Linked DNA regions of Homo sapiens: region 1 is linked to region 2. A link is an interaction called in ENCODE POLR2A ChIA-PET data of the cell type or tissue named here. Cell type or tissue: MCF 10A. All regions are shown on one strand. Each heading gives the region's core, and the rest is flanking DNA. Links, peaks and the distances in the headings are about the cores only. Region 1 has its middle 150 kb from the start of GNAI1. Region 2 overlaps GNAI1 (G protein subunit alpha i1).

Evidence for each region. Peaks named below come from ENCODE experiments on the same cell type or tissue, not always from the same donor. Only the 100,000 strongest peaks of a DNase experiment are listed, where the experiment ranks them.
Region 1: POLR2A ChIA-PET joins it to region 2 with 5 read pairs; 2 of 35 experiments call an interaction of 5 or more read pairs at or near these places.

Annotation. Positions count from the first base shown.
Region 1 is chr7:80,277,191-80,293,239 of GRCh38, reverse strand. No RefSeq gene overlaps it. Among named protein-coding and RNA genes, the nearest start is that of GNAI1, 150 kb to the right of the region's middle. RefSeq lists an enhancer at 9,268-9,769. In MCF 10A, for the core only: no CTCF peak of the experiment used is centred there; no DNase peak of the experiment used is centred there.
Region 2 is chr7:80,225,260-80,241,308 of GRCh38, reverse strand. It overlaps GNAI1 (G protein subunit alpha i1), which reads right to left. Exons shown (of 8, transcript NM_002069.6): 8 at 15,128-16,049. Among named protein-coding and RNA genes, the nearest start is that of GNAI1, 98 kb to the right of the region's middle. In MCF 10A, for the core only: no CTCF peak of the experiment used is centred there; a DNase peak (open chromatin) is centred at 9,428.

The DNA.
Region 1 (16,049 bases), core at 3,856-11,855, 55 kb before region 2:
GTTTCTGGCAGAAGAAATTTCTAAGGAGCAAAGCATTTGAGAGGATGCTGACCTCTCAAAGCATTTGAGAGACATGACCTGGATGTGAGAGGTGCCTTGGGTGCTGTTAAAGGCATTTAGTTTTATAAGGGAAGCAGAGCACAAAAGTTTGGAAAATTTGCAGCCTGACAATGTGATAGAAAAGAAAATCCCATTTTCTGAGGAGAAAGTCAAGCAGAAATTTGCATAAGTAAGGGGGAGACAAAAGTTAATCCCCAAGACAATGGGGAAAATGTCTCCAGAGCATGTCAGTGGTCTTCACGGCAGCCCCTCTCATCACAAGCCTGGAGGCCTAGGAGGAAGAAGTGGTTTTATGGGTCGGGCCCAGGGTCCCCATGCTGTGTGCAGCCTAGGTTCTTGGTGCCCTTTGTCCCAGCCACTCCAGCCATGGCTGAAAGGGGCCAATGTAGAGCTTGGGCTGTGGCTTCAGAGGGTGCAAACCCCAAGTCTTGGCAGCTTCCACATGGTGTTGAGTCTGCCAGTGCCCAGAAGTCAAGAATTGGGGTTTGGGAACCTCTGCCTAGATTTCAGAGGATGTATGGAAAGGCCCAGATGTCCGTGCAGAAGTTTGCTTTGGGGCAGCAAACTCATGAAGAACCTCTGCTAGGGCAGTGTGGAAGGAAAATGTGGAGTTAGGGCCCTCAGACACAGTCCCTACTAGGGCGCTACCAAGTAGAGCTGTGAGAAGAGGGCCACCATCCTTCAGACCCCAGAATGGTAGGTCCACTAAAGCTTGCACCATGCACCTGGAAAAGCTGCAGACACTTAACACCAGCCCATGAAAGCAGCCAGGAGGGATGCTGTACCCTGCAAAGCCACAGGGGCAGAGCTGCCCAAGACCATGGGAACCTACCTCTTGCATCAGCATGACCTGGATGTGAGACATGGAGTCAAAGGAGATGATTTTGATGCTTTAAGATTTGACTACCTCACTGGATTTCAGACTTGCATGGGGCCTGTAGCCCCTTTGTTTTTGCCAATTTCTCCCATTTGGAATGGCTGTATTTACCCAATGCCGATAACTCTGCTGTATCTAGTAAGTAACTAACTTGCTTTTAATTTTACAGACTCATAAGTGGAATGGACTTGCCTTGTCTCAGATGAGATGTTGGTCTGTGGACTTTTGAGTTAATGCTGAAATGAGTTAAGACTTTGGGGAACTGTTGGGAAGACATGACTGGTTTTGAAATGTGAGGACATGAGATTTGGGAGGGGCCAGGGGCAGAATGATATAGTTTGGCTGTGTCCCCACCCAAATCTCATCTGGAATCGTAACTCCCACAATTCCCATGTGTCGTGGGAGGAACCTGGTGGGAGGTGATTGAATTATGGGAGTGGGTCTTTCCTACACTGTTCTCACGATAGTGAATGAGTCTCATGAGATCTGATGGTTTTAAAAATACGAGTTTCCCAGCATAAGCTTTCTCTTTGCCTGCTGCCACCATGTAAGATGTGACTTGCTCCCTCTTGCCTTCCACCATGATTGTGAGGCCTCCCCAGCCATGTGGAATTTTGTAAGTCCAATAAACCTCTTTCTTCTGTAAATTGCTCAGTCTCAGATATGTCTTTATTAGCAGTGTAAAAATAGACTAATACAACCACACTCCAGCCTGAATGACAGCAAGATCCTAATTAAAAACAAACAAACAAAGAAAAACACCCACCTGCCACAGGTGAAAAGGGCATTATTCCACATCTCTTCACTTCACATAAATAAGAAGTGTGAGAAAAACTGAGTTTGTTTGTTATTTATCTTGGCTTTTTGATTGTTTGTATAATTTGAAGGGCACAAATCCAGGTGTCCCAACACCAATCTTTTAAACTGACAAATATAGTAGGCAATATGCATAAAAAGAAAACATTTTAACCATCATCTACTCCTGAGGTAGCCCACTTGGTTCATTATAGATGAACCTAACCAGCAGGAGTTAGGCCCCAGGAAAAGCTTCTGAATCCCAAACTCACTCAATCCTGACTTATGACTGAAAACTAACATAATCATTTAAATTATAAACCCATCATTTTGAAGACAAAATTAAGCACAATTTCTCATGATTCAATTCCTTATAAGCAGTGAGAGGTCCAAATTTCTTCACTAGATTTGCCTTTCTTATTTGTATCAGGAATAAAACCCCAATTATGTGCTAATCTCTCTTGTAAATATCTATTAGGTCCATTTGTTCTGTAGTGAAAATTAAGTCTGATGTTTCTTTGTTGATTTTCTATTTGGATGATCTGTTCAATGCTGAAAGTAGGGTGTTGAAGTCTCCAGTAATTTTTGTATTGCAGCCTATCTCTCTCTGTCGCACTAATATTTGCTTTCTATATCTGGGTGCTCCAGTGTTGGGTGCATGTATACTTAAAATTGTTATATTCTTGTTGAATGGACCTTTATTTAATGACCTTCTTTGTCTTTTTTTATAGTTTTTGTCTTAAAATCTATTTTGTCTGATTTCCACTCCTGCTATTTTTTGCTTTCCATTGGCATGGAATATCTTTTTTTCATCCCTTTATTTTCATTCCATGTGTTTCTTTATAGGCAATGTGTGTTTCTTGTGGGCAACAGATCATTGAGTCTTGCTTTTTATCCATTCAACCATTTTGTGTCTTTTGATTGGAGAGTTTAGCCCACTTACATTCAATGTTATTATTGATAAGTAAGGACTAACTTCTGCCATTTTGTTATTTGTTTTCTGGTTGTTTTTTTCTGGTTTTCTCTTCCTTTTTTCCTTTGTTCTGGTCTTCATTTTAGTGAAGGTGATTTTCTCTGGTGGTCTGTTTTAATTTCTTGCTTTTTATTTTTTGTGTATCTGTTAAAAGATTTCTTTTATTCAAAATTACCATGAAGCTTGCAAATAATATCTATAACCCTTTATTTTAAATTGATGACAACTGAACAGTAATTGCATAAAAACCGAACTCACTAAGAAGAAAAGAGAAAAACAAAAAACTCTACACTTTGATGTCATCTAACTGCTTTTTAATTCTACTTATGTGTTTTATTTCTCTTTATGTCTTATTCTACTGCCTATGTCTTGAAAAGTTGTTGTAGTTATTCTTTTTGATCAATTTATCTTTTAATCTTTCTACTCAAGATATGAGTAGTTTACACACCACAGTTACAGTGTTATGATATTCATGTATTTATTATTACCAGTGAATTTTGTACCTTCAGATGATTTCTTCTTGCTCATTAACATTTTCTTCTTTCAGATTGAAGAACTCCCTTTAGCATTTCTTGTAGGACAGGTGTGTAGTGTTGATGAAATCTCTCAGCTTTTTTTTTGTCTGGGAATGCCTTTATTTCTCCTTCATGTTTGGAGGTTATTTTCACTGGATATACTATTCTAGGATAAAAGGTCTTTTCTTTCAGTTCTTTAAATATGTTATACTACTCTCTCCTGGCCTGTAAGGTTCCCACTGAGAAGTCTGCTGTCAGGCATATGGGAAGTCCATTATATATTTACATATATATTTTTTTCTCTTGCTGCTTTTAGAATCCTTTCTTTATTCTTGACCTTTAGGAGTTTGATTATTAAATGCCTTGAGGTAGTCTTCTTCAGGTTAAGTTTGCTTGGTGTTCCATAACTTTCTTATATTCAGATATTACTATCTTTCTCTAGGTATGGGAAGTCCTCTGTTATTGTCCCTTTGAATAAACTTTCTACCCCATCCTTCTCTCTACCTCCTCTTTAAGGCCAATAACTATTAGATTTGCCCCTTTGAGGCTATTTTCTAGACCTTGTTAGGCATGCTTCATTTTTTTTTTATTCTTTTTTTGTCTCCTCTGTGTATTTTCAAATAGCTATTTTTCAGCTAATTCTTTCTTCTCCTTGATCAATTCTGATATTAAAAGAATTCTCATGCATTTAGTATGTTCATTGCAGTTTTCAACTCCAGAATTTCTATTTGATTCTTTTTAATTATTTCAATCTATTTTTTAAATTTATCTGATAGGATTCTGAATTCCTGCTGTGTGTTATCTTTAATTTCATTGAGTTTCCTATTTTGAATTTTCTGTCTGAAAGTGATTTGTCCCTGGTGCCTTTTTTAGTTCATTTGGTGAAGTCATGTTTTCCTGGAAGGTCTTGATGCTTGTGGATGTTCATCAGTTTTCTGGGAATTGAAGGGTTCGGTATTTATTGTAGACTTTGCAGTCTGGGCTTGTTTGTACCCATTCTTCTTGGTAAGGCTTTCCAGGTATTTGAAGGGACTTGGGTGTTGTGATCTAAGTTTTTGGTCACTGTAGCCATATCTGCATTAGGGGGCACCCCAAGCCCAGTAATGCTGTGGCCCTTGCAGACTCATAGAGGTACCACCTTGGTGGTCTTGTGTAAAAATCCAGAAGAATTCTCTGGATAACCAGACAGATTTGTTATTGTATCTTTCCTTACTTTCTCCAAAGTACACAGAATTTCTCTCTGTGTGTGCTGGGCTGCTTGGAGCTGGAGGAGGGATGACACAAGCACCCCTGTGACCACCACCTCTGGGAATGTGCTGCGTCAGACCTGAGGCCAGAACAGAACGGGGTCTCACCTAAGGCCCACTGTAACCAATGCCTGGCTACTGCCTATGTTTACTCAAGGCCACAGGGCTCTACAATCAGCAGGGGGTAGACTCAGCCAGTTATGTGTCATCTCCTTCAGAGCAGTGAGTTTTCCACAGTCTCAGGTGGTCTAAAGATGCTATTTGGGAGCCAGGGCCTATAGTCAGAAACCTGAGGAACCTATCTGGTGCTCTATTCTACTGCAGCTGAGCTGGCACTCAAACCACAAGACAAAGTCCTTCCCACTCTTCCTTCCCCTTTCCACAAGCAGAGCAGTCTCTCCCCATGGCTACCACTGCCTGATGTCCACAATGAGTACTGCCAGGCTGCCAATGTTCACTCAAGGACCAAGGGCTCTTCATTCAGCTTGTGGTGAATGCTCCCAGGCCTGGGACTTTCCCTTTAAGGGAGTGGGCTCCTCTCTGGCCGAGAGCAGTTTCAAAAATGCTGTCCAAGTGCCAAGGCCTGGAATTAGGGACCTCAAGATCCCACATGATACTCTACCCCACTGTAGCCAAGCTGGTGCTCAAGTTGCAAGACATCATCCCCTTACTCTTCTCTCTCCTTTCCTCAAGCAGAAGGAGTTCCTCCCTCTCTGTAGCCACCAAGCTGAGAATGTGCTGGGTCACACCTGAAGCCAGCACATTTCTGAGTGTTACCCAAGTCCCATGGCATGTACTGCCTGGGTACTGCTGCTGATTATTCAGGGCCCAAGGGCTCTTAATCAGCAGGTGATGAATCCTGCCAGAACTGGGTCCTTCACTTCAAGGCAGTGGGTTCCATTCTGGCTCAGGGTGTGTATAGAAAGGTCAACTGGGATCTAGGGCCTGGAACGGGAGCTCCAGGACTCTGCCTGGTGCCCTATCCTATGTGGCTGAGCTGATATCCAAGTTGAAATATAAAGTCCTCTTCATTCTTTCTTCTCCTCCCTTTAAGTGGAAGGAAGGCGTCTCTGCTGGAGCTGCAAGCTGGGCTGCCTGGGGTTGGCAGAAGGGTGGCCCAACCACTTCCTTGGCTGCCCTAGCTGGTGTCTCTCCAGGTCATGTGCCCCCCTGCCCCAAGTCCACTGGCCCCAAGCCCAGCACAATGCTAGGACTTGCCCAGGAATTGCAGTCCTTGTGGCTTATACTGCCTTTCAAGTTTATTTAGGATGTAAGAGCACTTTAGCCCACAGTGGCAAGGCTTGCTGGAACTCAATTTCTGTCTGCTGGCATGGATGATTTCCCTCTGGCTAGAGTTGGTCTAAATGCTCCCTCTGTGGCACCAGCTGAATTCTTATCCTGTTGCTTTCCACTGTGACAGGACAGCACTAAGTTCCAATGCAAAGTCCTACAATCACTGTTCTCTCCACCCGTGAAATGCACAGATTCTCCCTTCATGCCATGCAGCCACTGCCAGGGGAAGGCATTATCAATTCAAGGCTGTCATTCCTACCCTCTTCTGTGCCTCTTTCAGTGATATGAAGTTAAAACCAGGTACTGTGATTAGTGTCATGACTTTTGGTCCTTTTGAGGGTGATTTTTGTGTAGAGATCAGTGGAGGCTTCTATTCAGCCATCTTGCTCCATCTCCTCTCTCCCCTAACTTTTACTAGTATAAAATCATAGGTCAGATATTACAGTTTGATTTAATGATTGAATGTCTTTATATAGGCTTATTAAATTGTTAACAAATATTTAATGAACATTTGTTACATGCAAGAAACATGGCTGCAATTTATGTTTTCTCACTACCAATAAGAAAAGAGAAAGTTCATATAATTCTAATATTAATCCTAAGTATCATAGTTAATAAGATAAATATAATTAAAAATAATCCTCGAATCAATTTTTATTGCTGACTGGTCAAGTTCCTACTACCATTACTCTTGATTTTTCCCAATGATCAAGTTGCTAGTATTAGAGTCCTTTTTCTATTCTTTTATCTTGGTTCAAAATATATTCCATGATGTTTATTGTAATTATAAAATTTTAAGCTGGGAAAATCTAGAATCTTGATATCTGAAGGACTTTTGCTTTTGAGCGTGTATTAGCTCATTCTTGCACTGTTATAAATAAATACCTAAAACTGGGTAATTTATAAAGAAAAGAGATTTAATTGGCTCATAGTTCTACAGGCTGCATAGAAAGCATGACGCTGGCACCTGCTTGGGGATGCCTCAAGAAACTTACCATAATGGCAGAAAGTGAAGGAAAAGAAGGTGCATCTTACACGACCGAAGCAGGAGGAAGAGAGTAAGGGGGGAGTACCAAACACTTTTAAACAACCAGATATCATGAGAACTCTATCATGAGAACAGCACCAAAAGAGGAAATCCACCCCCATGATTCAATGACCTCCCACAAGGCCCCACCTCCAACACTGGGAACTACAACTGAACATAAAATTTGGGTGGGGACACAGATCCAAACCATATTAAGCATTTCAAAAAAGTATCAATCTTATGTTTTAAAACAATTTTAATAAATATTGTATTATGATTCTTCAAATAGTATATGCTTATGGAAAAACAAAAATGAAAAGAATTAATACAGAGAAAATTAAAAGGCTTCACCTAACCAATTCCTTTCTCTCCAATTGTATTTACTGCTAAATCTTCCATATGTACCTTCAAGAAAAATTCAATTCCTTTCTCTCCAATTATATCTACTGCTAACTCTTCCATATGTACCCTTCAAGAAAATTTCAATTCTTTTCTTTCCCGTTATATCTACTGCTAACTCTTCCATATGCACCCTTCAAGAAAGTTTCTGTGAACATACAAGCACATACATATGAGTACATATGCATACTTTATTTTCATCATGGTCACCACATAAATATCTATTTCATTAGCTGGCTTTTACAAAAAGTAGTTTACTTAACCATTCTCCTACAAATGAACATTTCTTTTCATTGTTTTGTTAAAACCAACAATACTGCAGTAAATATCCTTGTATCTTTTAATACTTGTGTAAATTCATCCATGAGATAAATTCCTAGTGGTGGATTTTCTGGGCCAAATTTTATGTGCATGTTGAAATTTGGTAGATATTGCTAAATTAGTATCTAAAAAGGTTGAAAAATTTACATTTCTGCCATGACTGTATTAAAATGTCAGTTTATCCACACTCTCATCAGTATTGTATAAAAAAGGATTCTGCACTGGTTTGACATTCTTTTTCCTCCATATATGCCTCTACATTTCTTCAGCAAAGGTTAAATAACTAAAATCAATGTTCACATGTTTGATAAGTAAATGAAAGTAACCCCGATGCTTTCCTTTAATGTTAATCTTTTAGAGAGAAAAAGTAAGGGGAGGCAGGAAAAACACCCTATTGCATTTACTATGCATAGGTCAGAAAATATTCATGGCACACAGAATGTGAAAACAAAATCTAAAAACATAAGCTTGTCTTTTGTTCCATAAATGTACTGTAATATGCACTAGTTAAAATAAAATCTGTCTTGCAGAGCACTGAATTTTTCAGCAGCAATAATTATCTCTGTTTATTTCATTTTCTACTTTGGGAAAAGCTTATGATGCATGCAGAGTATACATATGAGTTTCACAGATGTGGTCTAAATTACTCATATGCTAAGCCCTTTTATCTGGCTACTGCTGGGTCAATTGCCTAACATAGAACAGAACAGGGTGACATGAGTTTGCAAAGAATTTGAAGTTGAATTTCAGCTTACAGCCTGGTTTTGCCATCAAATACACTATTTAATGTAGTGAAGCTCTACTTAAAGTACAAGGGTTATTGTTTTCTACTTTTTATTCTGTGTTCTAGCCAAAGAAAATAAACTGAAAAAATGTTCTAGTAGACATTAAGTCCAATTAATCAAGGTAATTTACTCAACCTCACTATCTAAATAATGAAAGAATGCACACACGCACACACACACACACACACACAGTTGTTCCTACATAAAAAGAGAGGAGCAACAATAAAAGAAGCTTTAAAGTTCTTTATAAAAATGCAGTTATTGGTGTGTGGGTATTCTACACAAGAATGTTTAAGATACAAGGAAGCTTCAGAATTCAAGTAATAATTTTGTTCAAAAATTTTTCAGTGTAGTTGACATATCAATAACTAATTCTATTATTTTGGTTCTATAACTATCACATTAACTTAACTACTAAATAGCTGTACATTTCCTTATTTTATATGTGTGTGTGTGTATATATATATATATATATATATATATATATATATATATATATATATATATGTATATTACTCTGTCCCCGTGGAGCTGCATGGTACAGTCCCCTAGCTGCTTTCACAGGCTGATGTTAAGTGTCTGCAGTTTTTCCAGGCCCACGGTGTAAGCTGTTGGTGGATCTACCACTCTGGGGCCTGTAGGACAGTGGCCCTCTTCTCTTAGGTCCACTAGGCAGTGCTCCAGTGGGGACTCTGTGTGGGGGCTCCAACCCCACATTTACCTTCCACGTTGTCCTAGCAGAGGTTCTCTACAAGGGCTCTGCCCCTGCAGCAGACATCTGCCTGGACATACAGGTGTTTCCATACATCCTCTGAAATCTAGGCAGAGTTTCCCAAACCTCCATTATTGCCTTCTGCATAGCTGCAGGCCAAATACCACATGGAAGTTGCCAAGGCTTGGCGCTTGCACCCACTAAAGCAATGGCCTGAACTGTACCTTAGCCCCCTTTTAGCCATGGCTGGAGCTGGAGCTGCTGGGACTCAGGGTGCCATGTCCCCAGGCAGCACAGAGCAGTAGGGCCCTGGGCCTCGCCCATGAAACCATTTTTCCATCCTAGGCCTCCATGTCTGTAATGGGAGGGGCTGCTACGAAGATCTCTGACATGCCCTGGAGACATTTTCCCCATTGTCTTGGCTATTAACATTTGGCTCCTCATTACTTATGCAAATTTCTGTAGCCAGCTTGAATTTCTCCATAGAAAATTGATTTTTCTTTTCTACTGCATGGTCAGGCTACAAATTTTCCAAATTTTTATGCTCTGCTTCCCTTTTAAACGAAAGTTCCAATCCCGAATCATCTCTTTGAACATAAATGGCTGTACACTTTCATAAAAATCCAGGTCACATTTTGAATGCTTTGCTGCTTAGCGCTTTATTCTGCCAGATACCCTAAATCATCTGCCAGTCTCTTTGCCAAAGCATAGCAAGCGTGACCTTTGTTCCAGTTGCCAATATGTTCCTCATCTCAGCCTTAGACCACCTCACCCTGGGCTTCATTGTCCATATCAATATCAGCATTTTGATCAAACCATTCAATATATCTCTAGGAAGTTCCAAACTTTTCCACAACTTCCTGTCTTCTCCCAATGCCTCCAAACTGTTCTGACCTCTGCCTGTTAGCCAGTTCCAAAGTGGCTTCCAAATTTTCAGGTTATCTTTATAGCAGTGCCCCACTCTTGCTACCAGTCTTCTGTATTAGCCAGTTTTCATGCTGCTATTAAGATATTACCTGAAACTGGGTAATATATAAACAAGAGGTTTGATTGACTCACAGCTCCACATGGCTGGAGAGACCTCAGGAAACTTTCAATCATGGCAGAAGGTGAAGGGGATGCAAGGCATGTCGTACATGGTGATGGGAGAGAGAGAGAGACAGAGACAGAGAGAGACGGGAAGTGTCACACGTTAAAACCATCAGCCCTCATGAGAAGTCACTCACTATAAGGAGAACAGCAGGGGGAAACTGCCCCCAAGATCCAATCACTTCCCACTAGATCCCTCCCTCAACACGTGGGGATTACAATTCAAGATGAGATTTGGGTGGGGACACAGAGCCAAGCCATATCATCATGGTTATACATGCTATATATAGAACAGGAAGAAAAATAGCAAAAAACATAGTGCTCCTACTCTTTATATCCTAGTGCCTTTAAGAATGTAATGCAATGAATGGCTAGATGCATATTACACCATGAGATATGTTTGAGGATAGAAAGCATGTGTGCAGAACAGAAAAAGAAAAGAAATCATGATCTCTGATGATTTCATGGAACATTAATTTAAGCCATAATTCCAACCAGATTCTATCACAGCTTCTAAACTTTTTTCACTTGAGAACATAAACTCTTTTTGTGTTTAAGCTTGTGTATTTGAGTCTCCAAAAGTAGTAAACAAACCTCAAATTTCCTGATATCTATTTTTCAAAGTGCGTCTCAGATTTAATTTCGTCCAGATGATACTCCTGTGGTCTCCCGGTGATCCCTGACTACTTTGTTCTTATGTGATCTCTAGGTGCTCTGAATAACTAATGGATCTATCCATTACATTCATTAGCAGTTTTCACATGCTCTCTTGCATTGTTAGTTGTCTTTTAATGTGTAGGTTTTAGCTATACTATATATAGCTTTAACTATACTGTAAATAAGGACAGGTGAAATGTCTATTTATTCTTGGTATTCCTTAGGGAAAAATTCAGTACCCTATGGTAAATATTTGATAAACAAGTAAATGAATAACTATTTCCTTATTACTTGATTTAGTACCATATAGTAGGTGGATATTGATCTAAGAAGAATTCTCTCTGGGGTTTCTGGTCATAATTTATCCAAGATAGTCTGGGTAAGATTGGTCTAATCTAATCAGTATCCTTTCAATTCATTCAAATAAAGTATTAGCATTTACTTCACAGTAAGCAGAGAATACAGTACTAGCATGTATTTCACAGCAAACAAGGATCCCCCTCAGAGATCTTGCAAATCAAAAGGGGAGGCTCATATGTAATGAATATTCACAATAAAGGATAAAAATATTATGTTAGATGGAGTCAGAAAGCAGTGGGAAAGGAGAGCTGGGAACCACATTGAGTGTAAGGTGAGAAAAGACCTCCTTGAAGATGTGATATTTAAGCTGAAATTCAATAGTGCGTGTTTTTATTATTTTGATTCTGATCTGTTGTCGCACAACACAAGATGCAACACAGTTCATATGGCTGCAGAAATCCAAGAACCACAGGCATGTCCATAGGCAATGCTTATTATGCTGAGCATAAATGCAGAAAAGAATGGAAAAGAAAAAGACCCTAATGGGATGTAAGAGAAACTAAGTTGGAAGTTTTTTAGATTAAGAAGGAAAAGAGCAGGAACAGGAGATAAAGGAGGCAAGGGAGGAGAAAAGACGAGTCAGAGAAAGCGAAGAACAGGAGAAGATAAAAAAGAAAGAAAAGAAAGAGGAGGAGTTTAGGAAGATACCTCTAAAATAGTCTTGATACAAATTGAACTGAGGATAAAGTTCAAACATGGCAGCCTCTGATCTCTTACAGATTCTTTATTGTCTAGATGTGTTTATTAATAAATTACTAAACAAAGAAGGTCACATAAAAGCTTCATTGAGATATAATTGACATACAATAACTTGGGCACATGTAAATATACAATTTGATTAGTTTTGACACACTACATATCTATATGTATGTACCCATAAAAATATCATAACAATGAAGTTAATGAGCATGTATATTATTCTCAAAAGTTTCTTAGTATTCCTTTGAAGTCGCTCATCCATGTCACCAGGCAATTAATAATCTTTCTGTAGATATGTTTGTATTTTCTAGAATTTTATGTAAACAGAATCATACTGTAACACTATTGTCTCTGGGAAAACACTGTCATATTTTTCACTTGGAATAATTATTCTGAAATTAATCCAAGTTGTTGCAGTATCAGTAGTTCTTTTTTTATTGCTGAGTAATATTCAATTCTATAGATATCGTATAATTTGTTTATCCATTCACTTATTGATGGACCTTTGGGTTGTTTCCAATTTGAGACAATTACAAATCAAGCTGCTTTGAACATTCATATACAAGTATTTGTATAGACATAAGCTTTCACTTCTCTTGGACTGAATACCGAAGAGTGGAATTATTAAATCTTACAGTAGGTGTAGGTATAATATTTTGAAGAAACCGACAAACTGTTTTGCAAAGTGGTTGTACTATTTTACATTCCCTCCCAGCAATATACATGTGTTCCACTTCCTTCACACTCTCTCCAATACTTGGTTGGTCAAACTTTTCAGTTGTAAACATTCTAATAAATACCTAGTGTATCTCATTGTGGTTTTAACCTACACTTCCCAAATGGCTAATGAAATTGGGCATATTTTCATGTGTATATTTACCTTCTTTGGTGAAGTGTCCTTTCAAATCTTTTGACTGTTTTTACGGAGTTGTTTTTCTTACTATTGAGTTTTGAGAGCTCTCTATATATTCTGAATACAAGATGTTTATCAGATATGTGATTCTTAACAGAGTACATTTCAACAAATATTTGCTTCAAATGTAAAAAGGAATATGTAAGCTGTTTTATGGTTATTTAAAGTAATATAAAACACAAGGAAACAACACAATAAATTTAGAAGTATTTATTAGAAATAAACATTTCTATTTAACTATAAATATATAAGCACATATATAAATATATAAATAAATAAATAAAGAGAAAAGTAAATGAGCCAGTGAATTATGTTTATCATTGGAATAACAAATATATTAGGCAGGAAGTGAGAAGTTGCTGCAGTAAAAGCTGCCACCCTCCCTTTCCTTGATCTGGCCTTTGTCTCCTCTTACTCCTATGACTGACGGTGGATAGTTGCCTACAGTTCACATCATTAGCTATTAATGACTTGGTTAAAATTTCCTGTTGTTCAATCCACAGGGCCCTCTACAAATCCATTTTAAGCTCCTATTAAAGACTACACAGGAAAAAGATTTACTATTTATGGAGCAACCTTGAACATAGTTTCTGGCAGGCATCTTCACAGGCAAGCGCTGCGTCAGCTGTGGTTCCACAATTTCAGTCCTTAAGCTCACTAGCTAGTCTAGACGATAACTCCTCAACAAGCATTTGATAAACACACATAGGTCAAGGCTATTCGAATCATTTTAATAGAAAAACAAAGAAAAAAATGACTGGAGAGGAGTTTGTTTCCTCACTAAAGGACAAAACAATTATTTAAGAGGCATCAATAATATGGTTCCAAAGGGCAATGTATTAATTTAGATAGTTTTACAATCATTTCCTTCCTAAGATAAAAATTAAAAGGGCAAGGAAAGCTTTTATTAGAAAACAAAGTCAACTTGGCACTGTGATGTACATCACAATAATGAGGTCTATAAAATTACATATCTGTGTAAGGGAATTGAAAATTCCATAAAGTTATATGTGAAAAATGTGGATAAAGAGACCTAACATTGACTAATTAGTCCGAGGTTCTCATTATTAAAATTAAGAGATTCCAGATCTGAATTTTATGGTTTTATGACTCTAGTTTACATTCCACTTTGCATGTTTATGCAAAATAATGGGCACATATCAAAGAAACAAATGAAAGGCACATAAGACAATTTTACAGTGCCATTCACTCCTTCAGTGTTACAGTTATCACTAGTGCTCGGCATGTTCAGTTCTGTCTGGCATTTCTCTAGCCAAGATTCTGCTTGCAGTCCTCTCTTTTTAGTTTTGACCATGTAAATAAATAAATAAATAAATAAATTTTTCTAACTCCTGAATTATCTGTATTTCATTTTTATTAAAATCCTGATAACAAAAAAATTTGCAGTGTCATTCTGATATTATCATCTGGCCAAGCAGACGAGTAAATAAACTGAATGCACATTTCTAAAAAATAATATTCATTTTTTAGAATACCCTGAAATCGCATTCTTAGAGCAGTCTCAACAACAGCAATAAATCATGACTAAAAGAGCACATTCTGTCACACAATCCAAATACAGTTCACTCTTCAGAAAAGGGTGACAGTTAATTTCAGAGAAATACATTTAACCTGCTTTGTGGTTTGTTGTTGTTGTTGTTTGAACTAAGAAAATGTGCTTTCATTTTTGACATCAGAATTTTCAAACATAAAACCTGGAACCAAAGTTGGAGTTGTTTAATCTAACAATTGAATCATAAAAGCCAGAATACAGAGTTTAAGTAAGAAATGAAGACACATAGAAACTAAAGAGTATTGTTCAATATTATGAAATCATATTTCTTTAGTTGGAGAAACCGAAGTGAACATAAATCAATTTTGGAAGATACTGTATTAGATTTTGGGCCCAAGCTCTGACCCCCATCTTTATAAATGAGAGCTCTATGTAATACATACCTTTGTTTACTCTAATAATTAAGCTCTTTTGTAATATGGTCCAAGAACAGCCAATCTCATACTGCAAGTTATTTCACAGGAATCAGTGTGTTCTAGAAAAAGAGAGTGTGCTGCTCCTTTTCAATAAAACCACCTTTTTATCTAGCAATAATTTCTATGAAGTTAAAAACTGTTACACATACCAATCTGTGGTATTTACATACACACACCAATCTGTGGTATGTATACACACATTTATAGTCTTACCCGAAGATAAAAGTTTTATAAGTGTGTTTTGTTAAGGGAAGAGCAAGTTTGCTGTTTATAGTAACACCCTGTACACAGTTCATAAATATTAGTTGAAAGGATGACTCATTAAGAAACAAATTCAAGTGAAACGATGAAAATCTAAATTAACCTTTAAGGTATTTGTGCCAGGATCAAACAAGCACATAAACTGAAGTTTAAATGGCCTCTGAAGGCTTAGTCATTAAATAATAGAGTGGCTTGAGTGAGTGAATAAATAGGATAAAACACATGTCAGCTCTGAAATATGAGAGTGTGAAGACTGTTTTATCACAACGGGAGACTGAGTTTCTGGCAGAGTAGTTGGGAAAGTTTGCTCCTGAATGATCAAGTCTTGGCATGCAATGGTTACCCCAAACTTGTCCATCTTTCTTATGCCTTCTATCTTTTGCTCTTTCTACTCCAGTACAATATATTTATACAGCAATTTTATTGTGCCCAATTTTGTTGTTCTCCTGACTATACATGCATAAAAATAGATAACTTATTACATTAAAATGTTTTTAAAATTCACTCTTTAACCTTTGGCTATATAAGTAAGAGCTATTTATTGCTACTTTTTAAGTGAGAAAGAATGTTAATTTACGTCAAGGATAGTCACGTGGACCCCACCTCTTTTGTTTCTTAAGGAAATGATTTTCCCTGTGTCTGGTGAACATTAACAAGGAACTTCCTGGGTTCTGCCTGCGGTATTACTCTGTATCCAGCTTTTCTTTCTCTCCCACTACTACTCAGAGTCAGATTTCCAAAACTATCTGAGTTCAGACAGCTTTCTCATGGTATTAAATGCTTTATCTGTAAAAGCATCCAATATTTTTTCCCAAAAATCTTCATTTCCAGCCTCACTAGTCTCCTTAGTTGACCTGCATCTCACATGCATTTGCCATTATTTCTAGACTGATAGAAATGTAAATGTTTTTGTACTCTATCTAAAAAAAAAGTTTGAATATTACTTCCAACCTAACCAGAAATAGTTTACTCCAGGAACTCACACAAGTTGAGAAAGAGCTTTTTTAAAAAAAAAAAAAAAAAAAAACAAATTGTACCTTTCTGAAGTTCAAACTCTGTAGCTTAACACAACAGTTC
Region 2 (16,049 bases), core at 6,427-14,426:
GCAACAGGAGGCAAATTGTGGGTTTTGGCAGAGGTATTGCAGCAACTTCTAGGCACTTTCTGTTAATTATCTGCTTTGGCACAGCATCATCTAGCCCAGTTGTTCTCAGTGTCATCCCTGAAACATCAGCAGCATTGCCTGGTAACTTGGGAGAGATGCAAATTCTTGACCCCAGACCTACACATTCAGAAGCTCTGGAGTTGGAGTCTAACACTCTAGGTTTCACAGAGACCCTTAGTTAATCCTATATGCCAAAGTTGAGAACCACTGAAACATATTCCAATATAACAGATCATGGCTGGGCTTTCAAATTGGGTGAGTTAACAAAATCACCAGGAGTGATTCTGAAAACTGGAGATTTGTGTGTCCTACCATATATCTTCCCATAAATAAGACTCTCCAAGAAAAGGGCCTGTGAATGTGTATTTTTACAAGTGATTCTGATTCTTAGTCAAGTGCAGGAAGTGAGTCAAATGTACCGCTCTAGGGTCTTCCAGGCTTCTTGTTTAAACAACATTCCCTTTTCCTTAGAGTTGACAAAGGAAAAGAAAAAGCAACATATTTGAATAAGAAAAAAACTGTGAGTTGTTTGGAAAAGTGTGCTTACTCAACATAAAATCCCTTTTTAGAACTTTAAGATTCTATAGTTCTGTATTTCATTAGTACTAACCAAAGATGACTTGCATCGCAATCACTATGAGTGTCCACTGAAATTGCAGATACCTGGGTTCCATTCAGACTTATTGCATGGGATCTCTGGGCATTAACAAACACAGCAGCACACAAAAGCTTGAAAGCCAAGAATAAACTCTTTCCAAGTTTACGCTATACTATATGAGAATGTGTTATCAGATGTGCTATCTGTACTTCAAGTGTAAATACAACAAAAGTAGACCTACAAGCATTACTGGTATTAGCTCTGTGCTTCATGGGTAAAATAAATCTACTTCATGTGGAAGTAGATTATCTCTAATTTCTCTTCCTGTTCTAAAGTGCTATGATTAAATTACTTATTTATCAACCTATAGCCACTTCCAAAAACCGTAAATAATATTATACAGCCTTTCTTGGGACTCCATGTTCACCATGCATTTGTTGCATTGGCTAGAGACAAATATTTCAAGTTTATCTCCATTGTTGGCATAAATACTTAAAACATCAAAGTGTAATATCCAATAACATCCTATTTTGTCTCAACGTCTAATTCTAGTCATAGATTTTCTTTATTTTTTATTGTAAAAATGCAATCTTTACATTCTATTAATGGCTAATTTGGAATATATGTTTAACTATTGAGGCTTTCTATTATTGTTTTGAGTTAAAATATATCTTCTTAAGCTATGAATAAGTAATGATAGATAATATATGTACTCAGAATGAAATTAAATCTATGTTGAAAAGTATCTAGTGCAATGTCTTGTACTGGTACTGGTAGTAAACGTTTCTTTACTTGGCTGGCAATTAAATACTCCACAAATTCTGACACAAATGATAATTTAAATAATCAACAGTAAAGTTTTCGAGGAGCTTACAGAGGTTACAGGGTTTTTGTCTGCAATTTTAACATATTTTAAAATAATTTCCTATTACCCTGACATTTTGAAACTGCTCTAGATAAATTATGAGTTCTTAAGTGCATGTTTTCACAATAGCAAGATTGTGGAAACAATATTGTTTCTTTCATAATGGAATTTTGGAGGTTACAGGGACCATCTTATTAAAGAAGGGACTATCAAGAAAAATTGGGGTAAAGATGAAATTCGGCAAGCATCCAAAATTGATGAAAACTTCTCATGTTGTTTGGTGACAATCTGGAATGATAAGTAATAAACAGTATTGGTTTGTTGGCTTTTCCTGTCAGTTTTTATGATGCTCCCAAAAACTAATATAATAGTTACCTTATTTTTAGAATATTCCAGTTTGGTAAAGTAATATGAGTTAATGACAAGAAAAGGGCATAGCTATGGCTAATGGTCATGGTCCAATAAAGCCAAGTCTGTTGGCCTTGGGGCTCTCAGTACAGGATCCATCTGCTTAGCCAGATTTTTTTCTAATTGAGAAGAAGTCAGTTGGCTCTTTAACTTCAAAACTGCAACATTTCATTTTATTTTGAGAGTTTTGCTTTTATAGCCATACTTCCTGTGATATTTCATATTGGTATATTTTTAGAAGTAAAATCTATAGTGATCATTACGTTTTGGGGCATTGAGTAGATTTCATTTTGTTACTGCTAAAAATGATATTGGTAGAAAAAAATGTATGGTATGTAAAAAACATGCCAAACTTATTCTGAAAAAATGTATTTTTGGGAAATTATTCAGTATGAAAATTTCTTCCTATCCATAATGCTTCATTCACCAATAGGCACAAGAAATGTTACATGCTAAGCAGAAAGGGTAATGCTAAGACCTTTGACATTGTGGCTCTTATATTCCTTAAGAATTAATTTTATGAAAAAATTTAAATTTCTAATAATTCATATTAAAATTTAATATAGTCGTGTGCCACATAATGACATTTTGGTCAATGAGGGACCACATCCACAGCAGTGGTCCCATAAAATTATAATGGAGTTGAAAAATTCTGTCTAGTGACGTCTTCATGATCCTGACCCTGTGTGTAGGCCTAGGATAATGTGTATGTTTATGTCTTAGTTTTTAACAAAAAAGTTTAAAAAGCAAAAAAAAAAAAAAAAAATTTAAATTTAAAAATAAGAAAAACCTTTCAAAAATATAAAGAAAGAAGACATAGTTTCTACAGCTGTACAATGTTTGTGTTTTAAGATGTTATTACAAAAGAGTCAAAAAGTTTAAAATTAAAATGTTTATAAAGTTAAAAGTTACTTTATAAGCCAAGGTTAAATTATTGTAGAAATAAAAATATTTTTATAAATTTAGTGTAGTCTAAGTATAAAGTTTATAAAATATATAGTAATGTACAATAATATCCTAGGCCTTCACATTTACTCACCACTCACTCATTAACTTTTTTTTTAGATGGAATTTCACTCATCGCCCAGGCTGGAGTTCAATGGTGCAATCTCTGCTCACTGCAATCTCCGCTGCCTGGGTTCAAGCGATTCTGCTGCCTCAGCCTCCCAAGTAGGTGGGATTACAGGTGCCAGCCACCAGTGCCCGGCTAATTTTTGTTTTTTTTTAGTATAAGAGACAGGGCTTCACCATGTTGGCCTGGCTGGTCTTAAACTCCTGACCTCAGGTCATCCTCTTGCCTTGGCCTCCCAAAGTGCTGGAATTACAGGTGTGAGCCACTGTGCCAGGCCTCACTCGTTAACGTACCCAGAGCAATTTCCAGGCCTGTAGGCTCTATTTATGATAAGTGTCTTATATAGATTGTAATGGTTTGGCTCTGTGACCCACCCAAATTTCATGTTGAATTGTAATTCCCAATGTTAGGGGAGGAATCTGGTGAAAGGTGATTGGACCATAGGGTGATAGATTTCCCCCTTGCTGTTCTCCTGATAGCGAGTGAATTCTTTCGAGATCTAGTTATTTGAAAGTATGTAGCCCTTCCCCCTTCATGCTCTTTCTCCTGCTCCAGCATGGTAAGACATACTTTCTTCCCCTTTGCCTTCTTCCATGATTCTAAGTATCCTGGGCCTCTCAGCCATCCTTCCTGTACAGCCTGCAGAACTGTGAGTCAATTAAACCTCTTTTTTTCATAAATTACCCAGTCTCAGGTAGTTCTTTATAGCAGTGTGAGAACAGATCAATACACAATACCATTTTTTATCTTTTATAACATATTTATACTATACCTTTTCTATGTTTAGACACAAAAATAGTTGCCATTGTGTTAACATTGCAGTATTCACTACTGTATTCACTATAGTATTCACTACAGTAACATGCTGTACAGGTTTGTAGTCTAGAAACAATAGGCTGTACCATATAACCTAAGTGTGTAGTAGGCTATCTAGGTTTATGGAAGTACAGTCTATAATCTTTGTACAACAAAATCGCTTAACAGTATATCTCTCAGAACTTTTCCCAATTTAGCAACACATGTCTGTATATAATTTCTAAATTATAATTGATGTGATTAATCCATGTGCAGTTTTTTTAGCGTAGATTTTACTTTTAATTAAAACTTTGAAATGATTTGTGTGCGTTTGAGAAACATGTCAGATTTGACTATGAAATCAAAATTTTCTTGGTAATATTTTGCTGTTAAAAAACAGTCTTTTATAAACTAACCAAGGTTCCTAAAAAATCAGAACAACAATAATGTCACATAAAAATAACTCATTAGCACAGACTACAATGTAGTTGATTCTGACTGTGAGTTGTGAGCCAGCCAGCCAACCCCAGGTACTGGGTGTTGGTATAAGCTGTAGACTCACTTCAGAGAGAAACATAAGGCAGACATGCCACTCTAGTAACTATGGTGGGCAAGCTTTTGCTAAATCATGAACAGTGGTGAATCATCAGATTATTTTATATTTTCTCCCACGGCATATGCATCATGTTTAAAATGTGGGTTTCCTTCCTTATTTGAATCAGAATAAATTTTTTAAAAGAAATTTCAGCATAGAAAATATTTTGAGGAAATTCTTCTAAGCCCTGTATTTACTTCTCATGTCTATAATAAAATAAAAGCATATCATAGTTTCTCAATTTTGTTTCCATTTTGGTGTGCAGTGCACAGGTGGGAAACTAAAACAATTCCAAACATCTAAATAAATAAAAGAATAAAATAAGAAAATATTGTTCCACTAGCAAAAAAGAAATTATGAAGTTCTTATTTCCAAAGTGACTAGTGGTTCTTAGACTTGTGGTTCTGAAATCTTGGTTTCTGGAACAATAGCAGCACCACCTGAGCATTTGTTATAAATGTATATTCTCAGGTCCCACCCAGGCCTACTGAATCATAAACTCTCAGAGTAGGGCCCATCGATCTGAGTTTCACAAGCCTCCCATGTAATTCTAATGCCTGCTAAAATTTGAGGAAAACTACCTTTGACTATGGAATGTAAATTAACAAAGCTAAAATAGATAGGTCTGAATTTATCTGTAGACTCATTGGTTCTCATTGGATCTCACTCTCGCCTTCTAATCCTACCTGGGGATGTTTATAAGACCCCAAACCAGATAATCAGAATTGAATTGAATCAGAATCTCGGCCCTAGTATCAGAATTTTCCAAAGCTCTCTGGCTGTTGAGCAGGCAGGATAGAGAGACACTGGTATAAGCTACACATATTTGTTCCATAGATCAACTTCTTACCATGTCTTAAGCATATACTAATCTGTGGTGATAACTGTTGCCCCCCTTTTCGTTGACCCTGCTTTCTTGCTGTTCCTATTTCAATAGCTGAAGCTACAAGAGCCAGAAAGAAGATGAACATTAAGAAGATATTTTCGTATATCTATTGTTACTTTTTCATTCCCACACCTAGCTACTAGAGTGGCATTCATCTGAGTTGCTCCATTTTAGAAACTTGTATATTCGATTTAAAAATCAGCCCACTATTCTTTGGATTATTAAACACACCGCTAGTACTGATCTGCTTGCTCTGTTTTATCCCTTTTCAACCCATTCTTCACATTGTAGTCAATGTTATCTTTCTAAATGCAAATTTGATTGTGTTCAAACTTTTTAAAATGACTTGCAAAGCACTGCATAAGCTCTGTGTAATAGCCCTGCTTCATCTATCTTTTATCAACTATTCCCCTCCCTGAATCCCTTCAATGATGTAGCCGTACTAAATGTTAGGTTTCTTGAACCCAGCATGTTTTTTTCTCTCTTCTTATCAGCAGAACACATGTTGTTCTCTTTACTTGGAACGCCGCCTCTGACAGATGGTCACCTCACCATCACTCATTCATCCTTCAAGTCTTTGATACAATTTCTTCCAAGAAAACTTACCTGATTATTTGAGCTTGAGATAGCACTCTCTGGAAAGCCCTAGAATTTTTATAGCTTGCGGTAATTGCTTACTGAAATCTCCAGTGGGCTGGAAAATTAGGGAAGGTATTTTCATGTATCTATTGTTAATTTTTCATTACCACAGCTAGCAGAGAGGTTATATGTTTTGAAAAAACTTTTATTGAGTAAATGAGAGGATGAATTTAAAACAACCTAAACACAGGTAATGCAACCAAATAACAAATTAAAAATCATCAAGAAGTGAACCAAAGAATAAAATCAATAAGGTAATATAGGATCAGAAGTGAAATTGCACATTAAATGTGCTATGATAGACATAGGGCCCAGAAAAACTGATCTCCCAGGTAAATGTCCTTTTTCTTACACCATCCTAACACTTTAATCCCTTCCTTTCCATCTTACATAAAGTAACTGTTTACTGGCAAACATTTGAGATGCAATTGATGCATTAAAAAAAGTCTACATCTCTCAATTTATTAGCACTTCTCATACTGTGTTCCTCAAGCGCTAAATGTACAAGAGGTTAATACATGTTTCATATAAATTCATTTCTCTGGTGGAACAAGTTTGTGAGGTGCTGTGTTAAATTAAGTAGCTTTCTCTAATGCAGTCATATTCAGAATCTTTATTATGGTGATGTGCTTTGTAAATCTCCCAAAGGGAGAAATAGTAAACATTTCTTTGGAAATATTTTGAAAGACATCTTGCAGAATTAATAGTCAGTGAAACAATTTGAAAAGCATTAGTTTAAATGCATCAGTACATATCTCACTCCAAGAAAGTTGAGGAAAATCACGGGGAGTGTTGCTGGGAGCTTTCCTCTATCTCTCAGGAAATTGATTGCTCAGAATTATTTTCTGAACTATGTGAACTTTGTGAGCTTAAAAAATGTATATATAAAATGAGTGACCGATGTGTGTATCTTCAAGACTATTTAAAAGTATGTATTAAACACATACAACATGCAGTATTGTATGTATAAGGTATGGCTCTTTCGATAACTACACATTCTTGTTGAACATACAATGACTGTGCTGGATGGGTGTTCTGAATTGTAAGGACTATAAATGCCTAACAGTTCAGGGAGACTGTAGAGCAATGTCAGCTGAAATAAACACTGGAAAAGTTAAAGATACAGGAGGGATCTAAATGGGCCCTGGGAAAATAATATGGGACCTCATTGGAGTTTTAAAACATGGGGCTCAGCTTGTGTTGAGCACTGGAGTGAGGCACCATCTATTTCCAAAGCTAGAACCTGGGTGCTAGTGGGTGGATTTATGAGCAACTCTACCCAACGTATTCATTTATATTTAGGAGCCTCCAGGGGGAAAAGGCACCGACACCTTGATCACTGAGATTTAAATGCATAAAAGCCTAATTGACACAAGTGGAACCTATTAAATGAAGCTTATGTTTCCTCAAGCTTCTCTTCCTCAAAAAGAAATTTACCTCAGAAAGGGAAGCTGGGCTAGTGAACCATACTTAGTGCCAAGGTCTAAGTTATTTGAAGAAAGCGACTTTTCAGGCACATTACACACTTAATTCCAGAACTTTCTAAGCAGTCCTTCTAGCATTGAGGGAAAACTTAGAGAGTGACAGTTTGACAAGTTGTACTGTAAGAAAGAAAGAGCTTAAACCATTAAAAAGCTCTTATATGTAGGGCCATGGAAGTGTGTAGAACTCCTAACTGGGCTTAATCAAGAAGACTCCAGGGGATATTGTGTGTATATGTGTCTGCATGCACACATATGCATGCATGCATGCTTCATTCATCATATTTCCTCGGGAAATGTTCCTCTTCCATCTGGTGTGATTCTGAGGAGGCCTGTCAATTACATAGTTCCACCAGCTCTAGCCACAGGGCTCTGCCCCAGACCTGGCCTAGCTTATCACAGTAACTTACCTTCCTGATTAGCAAGGGGGATAATCCAAGGGCTAGACATATGATCCCAGAAATACCTGTCTCAGTCCCCCATGAGATTAGCTAGACACTGGGAAAGAGAGAGACTCTCTTTCTTTTGGTTAATAAGTTATAGAGAATAATGACTTGAGGCTGACAGGAACCATTTTTCTTACCGTGTGGAAAAAAAGCTTGCATAAGAATGAAACCATCGCACAGAGGAAAGCAGAGCCCAGAGTCATAGAAAAGCTGAGTATGAATGACAGCTTTGTTAGAAACTCTAGATCACAATGTGCTCAAAGTCTACCCCATGCTCAGACTTGCCAGTTACAGGAGTTAATACGTACTTATTAAACTGTCTTGAATTTATGTTTGGTTTCTTTTACAAAGTGGGTGTTGACTAATGGATAGTCACCCTGTTTTCACAAAAAGGAGCCAGGAAATGGATGGAGCCATTGACAGAAGTTTTCTTCAGGATCCTGGAGAGCATGTGGGACAGCAGTAGTACCAGAAATTCAGAAAGAGATGATTGGTGTTCAGGTGAGTCATAGGCTTGCAGAATTATTAGGACTTATAGCAAAGTTATCAGTGATAGTGTATGTCCAGTTGCACCACTGAGAAGAACGGCAATAAATCATTGGCAATGCCACATGGATCATGGTCAACTGTTGGACAAAAGGGGTTTGGAAATGAAGTTTGACCTCTAGGAGCTTTGAGGTACTGCTTCCTTGGAATCATGAAGTGTAAGACCAATGGGAAACATTTCATAATTCACCACAAGAAGATACTGGGAATATCTAGAAAAGCGAGGTCCTTAGATCTATTAGAATTTCTATAAGCAAGGTTGGTGAAGGCTTGCAGCTATTGTGATTTAAGGAAGAGTTGTTGAGTATAACCTCAGACTACTTACATCAGAGAAGGAAGTGAGAAGGTCATGCCAGAAAAAGGAAAATATTGACAATAAACCTTGGCATATTCACAAGGCTTTGAGACCAAACTGATGAGACAAGATGAAATTTTGGAGGGAGTTGTGAGAAATAAAGCTGGCTAGTTATGAGAGGGTTGCGTTAGGGTACAGTTTATGAGAGAAGTTTAAATTGGATTTAGTATGAATGAAATAGGAAGCAAAAGGAGGGTTTCTACATCACCTGTTGTGGACTTGGCAACACCTGTTTAACTTGTTTGCAGCATAAATACAATCACACTTCTTATTTTTCAGATAGTCACTTAAGCTTTCAAGTTTTCTTCCTTATACCTCGTGAGATTCTCTATTTCCCTTTTTGAGATAGCCCGCTATACTCACGCCCCACACTGAAATGTCCAAAAACCAAGGGGCTAACTCAATACATATATAAAGAGAGATTAGTTCTGTTTCCAAATACCAAACAGGAAAAGGGAACTGTAAAGTTAGATGAGTCCCCATACACCATTGATTTGATCATGTGCATCTCACACAGTCAGAGGTTTCTCCCCCTCTTGCAGACACGCCCTTGCTCATCCAGATACCTGCACAGGATGGAGTGGTGGCCATCTTTCAGTTTCAAATAAAGATCTTAAGCAAATCTTTCTGTTCTCAAACATTGTTTCCTAAGACAGGACACCATACAGACTGGCTGGGGCTGAACTCATGCTGACTCACAGAGACAGAGTGCAGACATGTTTTTAGAGAGTATGCTCAAAATTTCACAAGCTGTCTCCCTAGCAGCTGATCATGGTGCAAATTTTGCTGCCCTGCTGCATATTGGATACGACTTTAACAATACCAAGTGCTCTTGAGTATAACAATAAACAGCAAGTTTTATAAAATGTGCACAGGAGTATAAATTGCTATGTCCACCTTGAAAAGTAATTTCACATCTAGCCAAGTTCAAGATACAAGTATGTTTGTATCAAATATTTCCATTCCCCAAGTAGCAGCTCCAGATGAGTGGATTCACAGCAGTATTGACCAAAGAAGGGGAAATGATCAAAATGTCTAACAATAGAGAATTACCAAATAAATTATGACATGCTCATACAATCAATTAAAATTTACCAGTGAAAGTATATGAAAAGCAAGACATGCCAACATGGATAAATCTCACAAACAATGTTGAATAACAACAAAAGCAAGTTGTAGAAGGACACCTACAGTTGGAGGTCATATATCTAAAGTTAAAAAATGAAAAACAGGGCTGGGCACAGTGGCCCACACCTGTAATCCCAGCACTTTGGGAGGCCATGGCCGGTGGATCACCTGGGGTCAGGAGTTCAAGACCAGCCTGGCCAACATAGTGAAACCTTGCCTCTACAAAAATACAAAAATTAGCCAGGCATGGTGGCGCATGCCAGTAGTCCCAGAGGCACTCAGCTACTCAGGAGGCTGAGGCAAGAGAATCACTTGAACTCAGGAGGCAGAGGTTGCCGTGAGCTGAGATCACACCACTGCACTCCAGCCTGGGTGACAGAGCAAGACTCCATCTCAAAAAAGCAAAAAAAAAAAAAAGAAAAATATATAAAGAGTATGTACATATGTGATAAATTTTAAAAAACCACAAAGGAACAATGAACACAAACTTCAGGATCCTGCTTAGCTCTGTAGGGAATAGAGAGAGCTGTGATCAGGGACTGATCAGGGACAGGCACATGGTAGCCTCCAGATATTGTAACTTCATATATCATAGAGAACACAAGTGTTTGCTTTATTCTTCTTTAAGACATACATGCATATATTACATATATTCCATATGCACACATGCATGCGTATCTTATACATTATGTGTTGTGCATACCCATTCACAAACACATATACAATTTCATAAACAATTTTTATAAAGACTCACTTAGGTGGGGTTAGTTACATAAGTGAAAGTCCGTAAATCTCCATGGCTATCCCTTAACTCCCTGGCTCACAAAACTCTAGGCGGGTGAAGACTCATTTGGATAAGAATCCAAGAGGCTTTCTGAGAGGAAGGACCAAAATACCAACTCTTTCTTAGCTGTTCTCTGCAAACAACCACAGACATTTATTACCATATCCTTAAACACTGGATAGCTTCCTCCTGAAAAAGCCTTCCTGTGGATGAAAACCACCCACCTCTTCCAGCAGTTTTACTAAGTCTCTCCTCTCCCTGAAACCCTGGCTCCAGAGTACAGCCTCTTGTTCACCCATCTGTATTTATTGAACATTTCCACTCTTCTTTTTTTCTCTCTTCTTTTCTTCACCTACTTTTCTATTTTTTCCCTCCATTCTCTACTTGCCAAGTTCTTAAAGCTCAAAATAATAGAGATGGTGTGGGAAGAGGAGAAAAATGCAGGAAGTACTTAAAAACTATTCTAAGTATACTCATTGTGTCCTTGTTGGTATTTGGGGGGCAGGGGGAGTTGATGTCTCCTTATCAAATAAACATAGCCAATGAAACATTTTTCTTTTTTTGCAGCAAGACTTAGAGAACTTTAAGAGGAGGGTATAGTATGTTGTTTATTTACAAATTTGTTTGATGAAACAATTTCCCTTTTCTCCAAATACCTATCTTGGATAATACTATATTCAGTGGAAAAATGTGGGAAATGTTGAGTTTGAATTACCACCAAGAATGTTCTTCAAAGTATAAGGAGAAGAAATTATACTTCTTTCTACATTAAGTCTTAGTGACAAAATATTTTTATTGAATTCTCCCACTTTCTACAATGAATTCTAGGTTCACATGGATATAACAAATTCTCTATAGTAAATATTATAGCTATAAGTGAGTACTTGCTCAACATAACCATCTTTTATGTTTGATGGTTTGCTTCCTGCTTGAAAATTGAACGACTGCCTATTCTGTAACAGTATCTTAGTGTTTGGGACAAAATAGTGAACATTATAGACATAATTACTGCCCTCATGGAGCTTATGGGTAAGGAAAAAATTGTCAGAAATTGATCACTACACTATTGAATATAATTATTATAATAGTAACATAAAAAACATAATTTTGACAAATTAAATGGAGTTTTTAGTCCCAACTTTTTTCCCTCAAGTTATAACATCTCTATTCAAGTAAAAGGCTAGATTGATTACCTGGGTATTTATTATTTGATTTACCCATTATAAAAAAAGATTGCATGGGGAAGAAAAAGGCATCATATAATGAAAATTTCATTCGGAACTTTTGATTTAGTCTCTGCTCAAGCAGTGCTCTTCTATTAATAGGAGTACACAGCCATACCAATGACAGCAACATCTTTGCCCATCCAAGTTTTATTATTCTATTTGCATTGTGTGGTTTGATGTTCAGTGCAAATATGATTCAAATAAACTGTTAGTGAAATTAGAAATATTGTGAATATATTGTTAATGTAATTGATGAAAGTAATACTGGAGAAATTCTTTAATCAAAGCCCATAAAAAATGAAGACACAGAATGAGAATTGTTTAAAAATAAAGAATATAAGAATGATAACAAAATTATTCAGAAGTGAATTATTAAGGGAGGTCTTTGAAAAACCTGGAAAGTCCTCAAATGTATTTTCAGAAATAACACTTTATGATCATTCTGTGAAAGCCAAATAGGAAGGCAGTCATGCTCTGACATTTTTGAAAAATACCATACTAAAAGAATCAACTTACTTTACTCTTTGTTCAACAAATCAGAGCACAACTGAAATTGTAATTTAAATTTTGTTAAGCACAAAAAGCATATTTTTAGAATGTTACACTTCATTTGTCAAAAAATAAACCAGTCAACCTTGTTTATGATTATTTATTGTGAATTTCTCTTCCTATTTTAAAGGGTCTAACTTTAAAATCCTTTCCATTACCAATTGCTCTCAGATAATGAGGATTTCTTGCACTGGTATTCTCCTAAACATATAGCTAAAAAGTCACATTAAAGTAACTCAGAGAATTCCTGATTCTGGTTTTGGAAACTGCAGTTAGCTGACAGCTCTGCGCCTGAGATTGTTAAAACATTGAACCTTTCATCTTTAATAGGATGATATTTGACTTTAAATACTGTACTGTTGATACCAGAAAAATGAGTCTCGGTTGTAGGCTGAATAACACACCGCCCCCACCAAAAGTTGTCCATGTTCTAATTCCTGAAAGCTGTGGACATGTTACTTTATAGGGTGAAAGGGATTTTACACGTGTGATTAAATTAAGCCTCTTAAATTACAGAGGTTATTCCGGATTACCCAGATGAGCTCAGTGTAATCAAAAGGGTCCTTATAGGAAAGAGGCAGGAGTCAGAACACATATAGAGAAAATGTAAGGACAGATGCAGAGATTGGAGGGAAGAGGATAGGCTTTGGGTTTTGAAGACAGTGGAAGGGCTTATGAGCCAGGGAATGTGAACAGCCTCTAGAAAGAGGAAAAGGCAAAGAAACAGATTCTCCCCTAGAGCTTCTAGATGATGTGCAGTCCCATGGACCCATTTTAGACTTTTGACCTCCAGAATTTAAGTGTATAAATTTATATTGCTTTATACCAGTAATTTTGTGGTAAATTGTTACAGTGGCAATAGAACATTAATATAGTCTTGTTTGGAATTTTTTTCTGCTCTGCTGAAAACTAAAGGAAAATGTAGCTTCTTCTAGCTCCCCTTCACGAAGAGCTGGGCAACAGACAGAGAAATGACTTTCCCTCTCTGCCCCTGTTCCTTTTATGGGTCAGTTCAAAAGTCTTTTCCTTCGTAAGGCCTTAAGTCTGTCCTGTGACCTCTCATATCAGGTTGCTCTTATGTCCAGGACTATAGATCCATTCTGAGACTGCAATGGGATGAAGTTAATAATCATGCTGTGACAATAGAGATAAACTGGAACTGTGCTGGAACAGACGGTCACCAAACCCATTTTGTTTTGCCTTGAATTACAATTAGTTACTTAAATGTCTATCTCCGTTTTCTTTTCCTCTCTATTCTTCATATTTGTCATCATCACCAACATCACTATGATGAAATTTATATTTAAAAGTTCCATCACAATTACCATGTGTCTGGCACACATCATGCACCTTACATTAATAACTCATGAGTCCCTGCAGCAACTACAGGAGGACAGCACTAATGTTATCCTCATTTTATATGGAAATCATTGAGGCATAGAAAGGCCAGGTAACTTATTCAAAGTCACACAATTGGAGGCAGCAGGGCCAGGATTCAGTTTCAGACAGTCTGGCCTCTTCATTACTATTCCTGTTTTGTGTCCCTAAATGGGACTTTTCACAGCAAAGGTGCTAAGTTGTCATTTGAAAAGTAAATGACACCTGAGTTCACACACTTACACTCTTATTCCTAAATACTGTGGAAAAACAGGGTTTGGAGTAAAAATAATAATGTCAATATAATAGTTTTGTTCTGTCCAAATCTCTGTGGCAAAATTTTTAAAAACCTATCCACACCAAATGTTGTCCTTAGTCTTTTCAGACCTAAATTAAAAGTATTAAATTGACTTGGTGAAATGAGTTATTAGAAGAAACATATACATTTTTAAAGTTGCTTTTTCATTAGAGCTTTGCCACAATGTCTATAAGTGGAGATAGCAGCTGTATTTTCCTTAACGGGTCAAATGCTTCCAAACTGTCCTTGACAGTAGCTAAACACAAAGGACATTTTTGCCAAAGGTTCATGGAAAAAAGAGATAACACTTAATTAGAAAAGATGAAGCGTTTATATGACTTAAGTGAACTCTTTCGCTAAATTTGAGATAAGTCGTGTTTAAAACAGCCCTGGCCTGAGATTGCCAGTCAAATATGTGTTAGTAAACAGAATAATCCTTGATTTTGATTATCCACATACTTAATGCCAAGAAAAATCACAGTCCTAAAAAAAACTTGGATCCCAAGAAATTAGGTAGGATTGATGCTGCTTTTCTTCCATGTAAAGCTCTGCTTTCCATGTGAACCATAATGTATTTAAATAAAGTGCATTCAACCAACTTAATACAAGAGATAAAAATAGAATTACCTTAATGATGTGTATAAATAGGAACATGATGTGATTAAAAAATGATTTTTTTTTTTTTTTGAGATGGAGTCTTGCTCTGTCGTCCAGGCTGGAGTGCAGTGGTACAATCTTGGCTTACTGCAAACTCAGCTTCCTGGGTTCACTCCATTCTCCTGCCTCAGCCTCCCGAGTAGCTGGGACTACAGGCGCCCATCACTATGCCCAGCTAATTTTTTTTTGTATTTTTAGTAGAGATGGGGTTTCACTGTGTTAGCCAGGATGGTCTCGATCTCCTGACCTCGTGATCCGCCTGCCTCGGCCTCCCAAAGTGCTGGGATTACAGGCTTGAGCCACCGTGCCCGGCCAATGATTTTTTTCAAAGGCTGGATTATTAAAAATAATATGGACATAAATTTACTTTTTAAATGTCTTTATTGGATACATAATTTTAAACCAAAAGACAATTAAGTTGATATAAAATCTAGTCTTTTTTTTTCTTCATAATTGTTAGAGGGACTTAAATCAGGTTTAATCATTCAGGTTCTTCCAAACTTAAAACAAAAATAACATACTTTTCTAAAATATGTGTCTGGACAATTTCAACTAATTATAAATGAATTTATTCCCATATTCCAATATAGTAAACTTTTATTTGATGCACACTGTATCAAGTAGAAAATAATCATTCTCACAGATGTGTGTGTGTGTGCATACACATTCCAAGGACAAGGGTAGCTAAAATCTGCACATAAATCTAATTTTTCTCAGATCGATCCCATTAAACTAATGAACTCAAATCTTATGGAAAGTTTGAGAATCTAGTAAACTTCAAATGTATTGATTAGTAGATATGATTTTATTGACTGTTAAAGAGCAAACCATTTGCAATCTTCTGTCTTTATCAAAAAACAAAACATGCATGTAAGGCCTTGGAATATTTGATACTCTATCCTGATTTAAGTCCTGCAGATAGCAAATTCCTGTCCTCCTCCACACTCCAGGGAGCTACTCTTTCCAAAATAAGTTCAGAAGCTTTTTTAATGCATGACTGTGCTCAGCCCAGTCCTGTGGGAGGTGTGGAGAAAGAAAGGAATTTGGCTAGGGGAATTGAAACATATTAAAAAAACAAAACACAACACAATAACAACATTAAAAAAAACCCCACTAATCTTTTGATTTGGCTGCAGACTAAAGAGATGAGTCTGTAAACTGGATTTAATAATTTTCCAGTATCTTGAAGGGTCAACTCCCCCTCCATGTATTGGAACTAAAAATAAAGAGAGCTGCTAATTTCAAAACCCTGTTTTAGAGTATAGATCTTAAAATGTGTATGTC